Regions from separate parts of the Homo sapiens genome. Here region 1 is linked to region 2. Evidence: chromatin contacts called from ENCODE Hi-C data. All regions are on one chromosome and are shown on one strand. Each heading gives the region's core, a stretch centred on a gene start or an enhancer-like site at or near the end of the contact. The rest is flanking DNA. Distances are from core to core; before and after follow the strand shown. Region 1 has its middle 140 kb from the start of LINC00844. Region 2 overlaps BICC1 (BicC family RNA binding protein 1).

Region 1 (5,992 bases), core at 745-3,244, 61 kb before region 2:
GGACAAATGAGATCACATCAAGTTAAAAAGCTTCTGCACAACAAAGGATACAATTCACAGTGAAGACACAACTCACAGAATGGGAAAAAATATTTGCAAACTACCCATCTGACAAGGGATTAGTAACCAGAATACATAAAGAACTCAAACAACTCTATAGGAAAATATCTAATAATCCAGTCAAAAGATGGCCGAAAGATTTGAATAGACATCTCTCAAAAGAAGACATAGAAATGGCAAGCAGGTATATGACAAGGTGCTAAACAGCACTGATCATCAGAGAAATGCAAATCAAAATCACAATGAGACATCATCTCACTCCAATTAAAATGGCTTGTATCCAAAAGACAGGCAATAAAAAATTCTGGCAAGGATGTGGAGAAAAGGGAACAAACACTTGTACGCTGTCAGTGGGAATGTAAATTAGCACAACCACTGTGGAAAATTGTTTGGAGATTCCACAAAACACTAAAAATTGAGCTACCATTTGATCCAGCAATCCCACTGCTGGGTATATACCCAAAAGAAAGGCAATCAGTATATCGACAAGATATCTGCACTTTCATGTTTGTTGCAGCACTGTTTACAATAGCTAACATTTGGAAGTAACATTAGTGTCCATCAACAGGTGGATGGATTAAAAAAAACTGTGGCACATATATACAATGGAGTACTACTCAGCCAGTAAAAAGAAGGAGATCCAGTCATTTGCTACAACATGGATGGAACTGGAGATCATTATGTTAGGTGAAATATAAACCAGGAAGAAAAAGACAAACATCACATGTTCTCACTTTTTTGTGGGATCTAAAAATCAAAACAATTGAACTCATGGACATAGAGAGTAGAAGGATGGTTACCAGAGGCTGGGAAGGGTAATAGGGGGTTGAGGGAGGTGAGGATAGTTAATGGAAACAAAAAAAGTAGAAAGAATGAATAAGACCTACTATTTGATAACACAACAGGGTGACTATAGTTGATAATAACAGTACATCTTTTAAAAACTTAGAGTGTAATTGGACTGTTTGCAACTTGGAATAAGCGCTTGAGGGGATGGATACCCATTCTTCAAAGTGTGTGTGTGTATATATATATGTGTGTGTGTGTATATATATATATATGTGTGTGTATATATATATGTGTGTGTGTATATATATGTGTGTGTATATATATATGTGTGTGTATATATATATACACATACAGGTAACGAAACTGAGGTTAGAGAATTGAAGTAACATGCCCAGGGTCATAGATATTAAAGGGAAGATCTGGGATTAAATACAGGAAGTCTGATTCCAGAAATCACACTCTCAACACATTCTTTTGCCTCTGTTTTCAAATATTTGAGAACTAAGTGCTTTTCAGAACTTTAAACATTCTAGACATTCTAGGGAATGCCACAAAATCCAAAATGGCATCAATAAGCATCTAAAGGGAAATGTGCCTGGCCAGTCTTAGGGATGAGGGATGTGACAAACTGACTAACTGAATGGGAAAGCCCCTGAAACCTCTGGAATATTATGCTTCTGCAACGTACTCCCACTGTGACACCTGACCTTAGCCCAACACCTCCTGCTGGAACTTTGGAAGTTCAGGACAGAAGCCTCAAAGGATTCTGCAGAAGCCTGGCCTCAGTGCTGAGGCAGGATCTACCTCCAACATCAGCAGCTGCCCCACTTTAGGACTCCCATACCACCTGCTTGCCAGCGCTAGATCTGAAAGATGGGAAAACATATAAAATCTATAAAAACCGAACATGCACTTCATAGGCAGAAAATAGTTCAGATCTGAAAGGTTAATGGGGCACCCTTACTTTCCAGGGCTGCTTGCAATGTGTCTCATGAAGAACTCAGCCACCTCTGAAGGACGGGCTGCCGTGGGAACAGAGTGAGCTGAAACATCTGAAAGCCACACAGGGTGAGTGAGCAACCATCTTGGTTCGCCAAGGACTGAGGGGGCTTCCCAGGACAGGCACCTGTAATCCCAGCTACTCAGGAGGCGGAGGCAGGAGAATGACGTGAAGCCGGGAGGCAGAGGTTGTAGTGAGCCAAGACAGTGCCATTGCACTCCAGCCTGGCCGACAGAGTGAGACTCTGTCTCAAAAAATAAAAATAAAAATAATGAAATGCATCATCATTCATATCTGTCCCCTCATTCCCAGAAAGTTCTATTTAGAACTTTCAGTGCTAAAAACCAGTTGGTCACCCTCCACCCATGTAATGGTCAACAAGAACCCCAGGGAGTCCTCTGCATTCCAGCACATTCCATTCATGCCATGCTATACCATTCACAGCTAACAGAGCTGCCCAGTCATGCACACATGTTCTGACTGTCAGCATTTGGACACCCACTTCAGCGCTTACTGTTATAACTGCAGCACCCACTTCCTTAGAACAGCTGCTTTATTTGCAGCCCTGGTCTGCTTAAATCAGATGAAATTATTTTCACAAGTTGCTGTCTCACAGCCAGAGAAGAGGCAGAGTTTGATGGCTTGTTTAGAATTTAACTCTATCACCTTGAGTTGCTGAACCTCTGAACTGGTCACAGAATAAACTGCTATCAATCTGGGATAGAGGGATCAGATATGAATGATGATGCATTTCATCATTTTTATTTTTATTTTTATTTTTATTTTTTGAGACGGAGTCTCACTCTGTCGCCCAGGCTGGAGTGCAATGGCACTGTCTCGGCTCACTGCAACCTCTGCCTCCCAGGTTCACGCCATTCTCCTGCCTCAGCCTCCCAAGTAGCTGGGATTACAGGCACCTGCCACCAAGCCCAGCTAATTTTTTGTATTTTTAGTAGAGACAGGGTTTCGCCATGTTGGCCAGTCTGGTCTCAAACTCCTGACCTCATGATCCGCCCGCCTCAGCTTCCCAAAGCGCTGGGATTACAGGCATGAGCCACTGCGCCCAGCAGCATTTCACCAGTTTTAAAATTCTCAGTTACAAAGCAGTACCTGGAACTGGTTCCAAAGAAGAGTTTTGACTAATTGTTTCACATTAAGTTTTTCAACCCCTGTATATAATTAGCTTCTTGGGAGTATGTATCTGTCTGTGGGCAGGGCCTGGTGTTCCTTGGGAATCCTGAAGATTAAGCAATTTAGCGTATGAGCATTTAAAGTGCAGTCAGCCCCATTTAAAAATGACCATTATAAGCCAAGCTGAGCCCCTGCCTTTAAGAGAGGCCTCAGTCGAGGGTCAGGTGTGGTGGCTCCTGACCGTGTTTCCAGCACTTTGGGAGGCTGAGGCTGGTGAGAAGATTGCTTGAACTCACTAGTTCAAGAACACCCTGGGCAACATGGCGAAATCCTGTCTCTACAAAAAATACAAAAATTAGCCGGGTATGATGTAGTCCCAGCTACTTAGGAGGCTGAGATGGGAGGATGGCTTGAGCCCACGGAGGAGGCTGAGATGGGAGGTTGCAGTGAGCCATGATTACACCACCGCACTCCAGCCTGGGTGACAGAGTGAGACCACTCTGTCTCAACAACAACAACAAAAAGGTCTCAGTCTAATTAGAGAACTGCAAACACAGAATCCTGTAAGCCCCAGGGATTACAGATGTCAGGAGCTGTTATTATGGATTTATTTCTGACCCACAGGGGATGAGGGGAACCAGGTGTGAGTTCAAGCACAGAAGTCCCTGCTGACTGCAGTGTGGCATCCTTCCAAAGTAATCCCCTGACTTTGTGTCTCTTCTCCTTTGGGAAGGCCAATGGGTGCCCTGAGACTGTCACATCTAGAAGAAAGGCTCTTGGAAGTTGTGTGCCCTCCCACCTCCTCCTCTATCCAGCACATGACCAACCCTATGGTTCAGCCCCAGAGACTGCGCTGCTGTCTCTGGTGGAAGTGCCTACTGGAGCCACATAGTCTCTGATTATACCAAAAGGATCCAGCCCTGAACAGATGGCCACCTTGCTCACATTGGACTTCATATCTGGCCAAGATAACAGCATTATCTAGCATTATCTATCTAATGAGCAATCTAGCAAATGAGGTTGAACATGCAAGTATCATTCTGCATTTAAACGTCCCAGCTGTTGGCTCCTAGGCTGTGGGCCATGGAGCAGGCTGAGATGGGCCTGAGCATAAAGTATAGGCATGAGATGGGCCTCTCAAACCAACCAAGGCACCAGATGGAGTTAGAAAGCATTACTTGCATTTAGATTGAGTCTCATAACCTCTTATGAACCAAGGGCAGGCTGGCCAACTCCCACCAGGGAAATGACATTAGAGTGTTTAGGGAACAGCTATTTTCCTGCTGATAAAAGCAGCATGTGTTGATTTACTTTATTATCTATTGCAGTGGTTCTTAAACTTTAGCTTTTAGAAGATCACCTGGAGGACTTTTAAAACACAGGGTAGGTCCTTGTGGGGCTTGAGAATTGGCATTTCTAGCACATTTCCAAGTGATGCAGATGCTACTAGTTCCGGGATCATGCTTGAGAAGCACTTATTTACAGGGAATAATCCCATATCACAAACATCTTCTCCAGACTCAGCCCTTATAAAAATTATTGTGAAGTGCCATATACCAACATGCCCACATATTTAGTAGAAAAAAAGGGAGGGATACTCACAGCTAACATTCAATCACCTAAATAGCAATATTTATTGAGCACCTACCATGTGCAAAACCAGACTGAACTCTGTAAAGATGAAAAGGAAGTGTCAAATTTGGTAGGAATCAGAATTAAATACTTTTTTGGAGGCCACTGGTCAATATATATAAAAAACCTTGAAGTGTGCCACTCTTTCACCAAGCAACTCCGTGTCTAGGAATCTAAACCAAGAAAATAAAGATGTGACAAAATTAAGCTAGAAAAAGTTCACTGAAGCTTTTTAAAAGTGAAAAGGTAGAAATCTAAATGGCTGGTATATATATATCCTTATACACACACACCTCCCACGATTCTCTAGATCAGTGGTTCTGGAATGTCTCGAGACAGTTTTGATTGTTACAGCTCGGGAGTAGTTTGCTCCTAGCATCTAGTGGGTAGAAGCCAAGGATGCTGCTGAATATTCATCCTATCATGCACAGGACAGTCCTCACAACAAAGAGTCATCTGGCCCAAAGTGTCAGTCAAGAGTGCCAAGACTGAGAAATCTTGACCTAGACTCATGTGCCAGGGATTCCAACAGAGTCACACTCACTAAAATAGCTGCCATTTCCTAGAATCAGGCTGCCACCTGAATAATGAAAGGCTTTGTTCCCCTCAAAATTTCATACTGTTGAGGTAGGGAATAGAATGGTGGTTACCAGAGGCTGGGAGGGTAGTGTGGTGAAGAGATATAAACAGGAATTGGCTAATGAGTAAAAAAAAAAAAAAAAATAGTTAGAAGGAATAAAATATAATGCTTGGTAGCACAATAGGGTGACTATAGTTAACAATAATTTATTGTATATTTCAAAATAATTAGAAGAGTAGATTTGGAATGTTCCTAACACAAAGGAATGATAAATGCTTGAGGTGATGAATATCCCAATTACCCAGATTTGATCATTGCACATTGTGTACTTGTTTCAAAACATTACGTGTACCCCATCAGTATGTACATTATGTATTCATAAAATTTTTTTAGGTCTCATGCTGTTATTTCTGTGTCCTGGAGCTGTCTCAAGTGAATTCACACAGTTCATGTAGTCTTTCTCTCTCCGCTCCTGCCCTTGTGGTGGCACGTGCAAGAGAAGTCCCTTAGGAGCAGCAACTCACCCTGCATAGATGCCTGCACCCTCCAGGGAAACACTGATGAGGCCAAGTGTGCTGTCCCTGGTGTGCCCAGAGCTAGCTAACACAGTTCTCAGGGCATCCCACCATGGCTCTGCAGGCTTAGAGAGAACCCCCTGCCCACCTCTGTCTCATTTAGTTACCTGGAAACCAAAGAGGTACTATTGGTCAGTCTCATGGAGTACGCTGTGAGAGCAGTTATTCCAGCTTCTGCCTATAGCTGCTATCTATAATGCTCCAATACAAGCGTGAGGGGCCCAG
Region 2 (6,276 bases), core at 2,383-4,882:
TGGAATACTTCTAACTAAGGAGATGAAATATATCTACAAGGAGAACTACAAAACACTGCTGAAAGAAATTGTAGGTGATACAAACAAATGGAAAAACATCCCATTCTCAGGGATCAGGAGAATCAATATCATTAAACTGGCCATACTGCCCAAAGTAATATACAGATTCAATGCTATTCCTATCACACTACAAACATAATTTTTCCCAGAAATAGAAAAAACTATTCTAAAACTCATATGGAACTAAACAAGAGCCCAAATAGCCAAAGCAATCTTAAGCAAAAAGAATAAAGCTAGAGGCATCATACTACCTGACTTCAAACTATACTACGAGGCTACAGAAACCAAACAGCATGGTACTGGCATAAAAAAAAAATAGAAATATAGACCAAGGGAACGGAATAGAGAATCCAGAAATAAAGCTGCACACCTACAACCATCTGATCTTCAATAGAGTCGACAATAACAAGCAATACGGAAAGGAATCCATGTTCAATAACTGGCGCTGGGAAAACTGGCTAGCCATATACAGAAGAATGAAACCAGACCCCTACCTTTCACCATATATAAAAATTAACTCAAGATTGGTTAAATATGCAATTTCCCCATGTAACAAACCTGCATATGTGCCCCCTAAACCTAAAATAAAAGTTGAAAAAAATAAATAAAATTCATTTTAGGTGAAAGTTTAAACATGTTTTAACTTTACCAGGGGTTTATCTCTTACAAACAGCAGAGATCACACACACACATTCTAGCATGTTTTAACTTTACCAGGGGTTTGTCTCTTACAAACAGTACAGATCACACACACATTCTGGCAGAAGGCCATTACCTGTGCATGTCCATTTAAAGCAGCAGAGATTTTTTTGCCTTCGGTCTGCATACTGTTGATATGGACATCAACAGGAGTCAAGCCAGGAGGGGGAGATGGAGCTGTGTGCCCATAGGTGGGCACTCCAGACAACAAAATATTAGTTAATGTGGCTTGGGCAGTAGATGGAATCATAAGGTGTGGTATAGCAGAAAAACCTACAACAACATTTTATGATGACAGATATTAGGAAGAAACTCAGATTCAACTATTATTTTTATTAACAATAAAAATATCATTTTTGTTGCTGCAAGTTCAGAAAAGAATTCAATTTTGACACCTCTGTAAACAGAGGTACTATTTACTATAAAAACACAAAAGAGTGTTAAAATCGGACAATATCATAGAGAATATTTAATCCAACCCTCTCATTGTACAGATGTAAATGACTACCAGCAAGTTACTCCAACTAGAACCTAACTACCAGGTCTGTTTATCACATTTGAAGATGGTATTTCAGTTGTATGAAAAACTCAAACTGCTTTGCTGTTCTTCATTTTAACTAATTTACATATCAGGGAATTTCTGTTTCAATGGAGTATGCTTTGAACCCTAATTTTGCCTTAAGAAAACTGAGCCCTTCGTAAATTTTATTTAAAAAACTGGTAACACCTAAGAATACACAACTTGGAATATACTTAAATGATACTGACCTGTGGCACTTGAAGTATTAGCAAGTGGGGGTGCCCATAATGTGGGGCTGGGTGTACCAGAACTTGGACTTTGCAAAGGACTGACTGAGCTATTAAGAGCATTCAAGAGTGAGTTTGGGGTTGTTGAAGTGTTCAGAGATAAGGTGGTGGGTCCCAAAAGACCTGTAATAAATGAATATATAAAGTCAATTCACATAAATTTAAGATTTTAAAATAGAGATGGCACCAATATTGCCATTGGGAATGCACAATGATATAATCTGATATTTTCTAAATATAAAATATGGATGACAGATTTTCTTTCAAATACTCACATGAGTTTTGCATCATACAGCTCCAACAGAGGAAGCAGCTTATCCACAAAGAGTTGCTATCAGAAAATGGAAGATAGGTGTGCCCAGACCAGGATGGCAGTTAGGGTCATTGAACATCACCAGGTGCTTGCATTCATGTCAGCTACCCAGGATGAACAAAATTCTGCTCAAGTGGAAACTCATTTTTATTCTTCTGCATAACTCATTTGTCATCTGCTTACAAACAAACCCTTTTCAAACTACTCACATGTAGCAGCGACTAGGGAATGCTTTCCTGTGGTAGGATAGATCTATTTGTCCCCGCTGCAGATAGGGTAGGCTACCAGAACAGTTCCTAAATGTATCTCAAAACATATACATGACTTCCCTGGGCTCCATCTCAATGATGAAAATTTCCTCAGAAAAAAATACTGTTTTTTTTTGGTTGTTGTTGTTGTTGTTCTAAGGAGTCAATGCTTGATTTAAATAATGAAATTTTCCTTTGGGCATTTAAAATATGTTCTAGAATGAAATGTGGATTTGTATACAAGTTTCCAGGAATACATATAAAGCATAAAGTATATAACAGGATAGGTATAGCAATGAAAACATTTTAAAAATTCAGTTAGTGAATCTTTGCTCACTTGTTTTCTCTGTAGTGCAGGATGAACTAGGTTCCTGCTAAGTTACCTAATTGGCATTTCCTGACTCACAGTCATTGCTATGTTGTTATGACTCTGTTCAGGTCCCAGTGGAAGGAACAACTTTGGTAGATTAGGGGCCAAGATACAAAAAAAATCTTTCTTTAATGATGTCTAGGCAGGGCTACTTGGAAAATCAATCATATAAGAGCATTAAACTTCTTAAAAGTTAAAAGCAAGAATAGCTATTGGAAAAAAAATTTTAAAGACTGCAAGAATAGCTATTGGAAAAAAAATTTTAAAGACTGCTGAGAGTATTCTTTTTTGTCTCAAATCAACACTGAATGACCCAGGATGATTTTCTAGGAGTACTGATTAAGGAAAATAAATGCAACTGAGAAATGTGCAGGAAAGAAATAAATCTAGCAAAACTGTAATACAGCAATTAACTTCAGCCTATAAAATAGCAATCCATAGATGAGGACATAAATATCACCATGACTATTAAACAGCTCATTCTACTTTCTCGACTGAAGCTCTGAGATGATGACGTTTGTTCATTCTTCTATTTTCTATTCCTCACGTTAGACAGAAATACAGGTCTGGCCTCTGACTAGATTTCCTTTGTATCTAGGCAAGGCAGGCCTAACCACTGGAGATGCGGGTTCTGCTTATTTTCACCCCCCTCCCCACCCCTCATACAGATTTGCAATTACTTTTTAAAAAGCAAACTGGATAATCTTTATCTCTAGGGACTGAAGACAATATTGCAAATGCAGGAGAGAACAAACATAAATTACAGTCAGCATGCTTACTTCAATCTCAATGGCATTCTTAATTTAGAACAAACACAGCCACCGAAAATAAAATAGTCAGACCTTGATTATTTATGCAAACATGGGAAGAATCTGGGTAACAAATCCACAGAGACTAAGAAACCCCAAAATGGATTGATTCAGGTTGTATGGCTTTTCATCTGATCTTAGAGCCCAAAGGAAAAAAAAATAGCCTTTAAATGTAGACCCGAATGGTAGAAAGAAAGGGAACCAGACAAGCATTTCCCCAGTGACTGAGACGCGCTGTAATAATAAATTGTATACCTAGTCCAGTGAGTCCAAGGCCTGCTGAAGCTAAGATATCCAGGCTGGGACATGCCAGGCCGGCAGGGCAGGATGCTGGGGATGGACTGGTTGCTATGGTAACCCCACTGCTTTCAAGTCCGAGGAGACATTTCCTTGCTTCATACATATTTAAGGCATTTCGCTCAACACTTTTCACAATCACAGACTATGAAAACACATAATGGGGGAAAAAAGGTGACATGCAAGTAGTCTACAATGAATGGGGGAGGGGAGGGAGGTGGAAAATGAATACGCTAATAAGAATTCCACTCAGGGGACATATCAATGCTGCTTTTAAATCATCTGCAAATTCTAACCACTTCGTGCTTAAGATTACTCCTTCTGGCAAAACCCTAAATTATTGGTTACCATTTATTGGGCATGTTCTGGGTTCCAGGAGCTGTGATAGTAGCTGCATATATGTTCCTATTCTCAGCAAAACCTTATAGGGTGGGAATCATTACTCATATTCAGTGAAGTTAAGGGACTTAGCCCAGGTCAAGGCACAGCTGTGAAGAGACAGCAAGAGGATGGGAACCTGGGTTCCCTTTTTACAGCCCCTCATCTTTACACTAAAGCTTCCCCCTTGCATCTTGTCATTACATACCAAATCAAACTTGTGACCACATATAAACTGCATCATCATCATCACTTATGTTTGACATTTATGGTTTACTAGTTAGCTAATAGACCTTGAGGTATGACTATCCCTCATTGGTGACATATCTATGGCAAAGCTTATGGTAAAAAAAATTCTAAATAATAAATCATTTTTCTTTCACAATGGACTCATCAAGAAAATTTGAAATGTGAACTCAAAGGGGAAAGCCCTCAATGGACCAAAAAAAAAAAAAATTGTGGCTGAGAAAGCAGTTAAAGCAGTAGTTAGAATGTGGGCCAGCTGGGCATAATTAAATGGCCCTGGGATGCTGCAAGGCTCTGGAGTTCTCATTTACAATCTATTTTTCCCTGACTTCTGCTCATTTCTTACTGAACTCCTGGAATTCTTCTGACTGTCCATCTTAATATGCACAAGCCCTCTAATGTCTCTCCTGTCTTTATCTTTTAGTCCTGGTATCTACAGTGACTCTGGTCAACTCAAATTAGTCACACATGAAGCTTCACGATACATAAAATTAATGTCCTGTTCCCTAACTTTAAACTAATTATATCAAGTTCACTTAGAATCAATGCTATCTTTTCCTTTAAAGTTTTCTTTGGGAGAAGGCAAGATCATTTTTCTTCAGTTGGACAGCGATTACCACATTATTTACATATACCAAATTATATAAAATACATATTATATATACACCATTCTATGCATATAAGATTTATAGTTTCAAAATTTAAAAATGGTGTTATTTTCTTATTTCGGATTTTTGTTAAATAAATAGAACATCTCCCTTGTTTACTTTGTTCCATTTTCCTTTCTATTGCCCCAAAGGCAACTCATCATGATTTTTGTGTGCATCCTTCTAAACAATGCTTTATACTTAAAAATGTACAGACATATATATACACAAAAATGCTGCCATTGACTACATACTACGATGCAATATACTTTTTTTACTCAACACCATTCTCGTGTTGTCTCTTGGTGCAAAGGTGTTTTCAGAGTGTATAATCAGAAGTAGAACTACTGCAGGTAGGGTAATCAATATCTTAGAATAATGCGATGATCAGAAATCGCTCTTCAAAGTGGCTGTGCTAGTTTAAACAACAATACTAATGTAGAAACATTCCTCTTTCCTCATTCTTACTAGCACTTAATAAAAGATTTATTCTGAGCCGGAGACAGTGACTCACACCTGTAATCCCAGCACTTTGGGAGGCTGTGGTGGGTGGATTGCTTGAGCGCAGGAGTTCAAGACCAGCCTGGGCAACATGGCCAAACCCCATTTCTACAAAAAGTACAAAACATTAGCCAGGTGTGGTGGCACATGCCTGTGGTCCCAGCTACTCGGGAGGCTGAGGTGGGAGAACCACCTGAGCTCAGGAAGTCGAGGCTGCAGTAAGCCACGATCACACCACTGTACTCCAGCCTTGGTGATAAAGTGAGACCCTGTCTCAGAAAAAAAAAAAAAACATTTATTCCATTAAATTTTTACTCTACATGTAGTTACTGAAATTTTACAACACTCTGAGGAGAGATTCCAAGAACGCTGAACTTGAGACAGTTCAGTCCTTAAAGTATTTACAAAAAAGCACAGGCACCTCTTCTTTAACTCTCCAGCTTGCGCAGGAGATGGCATATAGTAAGTAGTCTAAACAATTTCTGAATTACACTGGGCATGTACACACACACACACACACACACACACACACACACACACACACACAAAACATGTAAGTAGCCTTATCAACTCTTGGGTAACTTAGAAAAGCTTCAAGTTACCAGATTCTAAATTAAGAACAAATGTTCTTTCCTTCTCATTTAACTATGGAAAAATAATGGTTACTCTAAATGGACTGCAAAAACCAACACATATATAAAGAAAATGATGATCTATAATGAATACTGTTACAAATTTATATTAGATAACTAAATATATAATGACATATATATTATACAAGTTGAGTTTCCCTTATCTGAAATGCCTGGGACCAGAAGTGTTTTAGATTTGGGGTTTTGGGGGATTTGGGAATATCTGCACTGGTTGGGCATCCCTAATATGAAAATCCAAAATCTAAAAT

Evidence for each region. Hi-C counts contacts between places; a loop is a spot of excess contacts on that map. Pooled maps may share reads with other maps.
Region 1: a map of aorta shows a loop between it and region 2 (8-fold over the local background). The contact joins two enhancer-like sites. A Hi-C loop is called at or near these places in 7 of 168 maps with a recorded cell type or tissue (Caco-2, PC-3, PC-9 and 3 more) and 5 of 50 pooled maps.

Annotation. Positions count from the first base shown.
Region 1 is chr10:58,852,998-58,858,989 of GRCh38, reverse strand. No RefSeq gene overlaps it. Among named protein-coding and RNA genes, the nearest start is that of LINC00844, 140 kb to the left of the region's middle. RefSeq lists enhancers at 1,852-2,468, 1,606-2,805. Within about 2 kb of position 1,994, at least 10 of the 41 ENCODE cell types and tissues checked have a DNase peak (open chromatin) inside an H3K27ac peak, as active enhancers do.
Region 2 is chr10:58,793,812-58,800,087 of GRCh38, reverse strand. BICC1 (BicC family RNA binding protein 1) reads right to left here. Exons shown (of 21, transcript NM_001080512.3): 10 at 3,562-3,748; 11 at 1,528-1,689; 12 at 836-1,032. Among named protein-coding and RNA genes, the nearest start is that of LINC00844, 200 kb to the left of the region's middle. Within about 2 kb of position 3,632, at least 2 of the 41 ENCODE cell types and tissues checked have a DNase peak (open chromatin) inside an H3K27ac peak, as active enhancers do.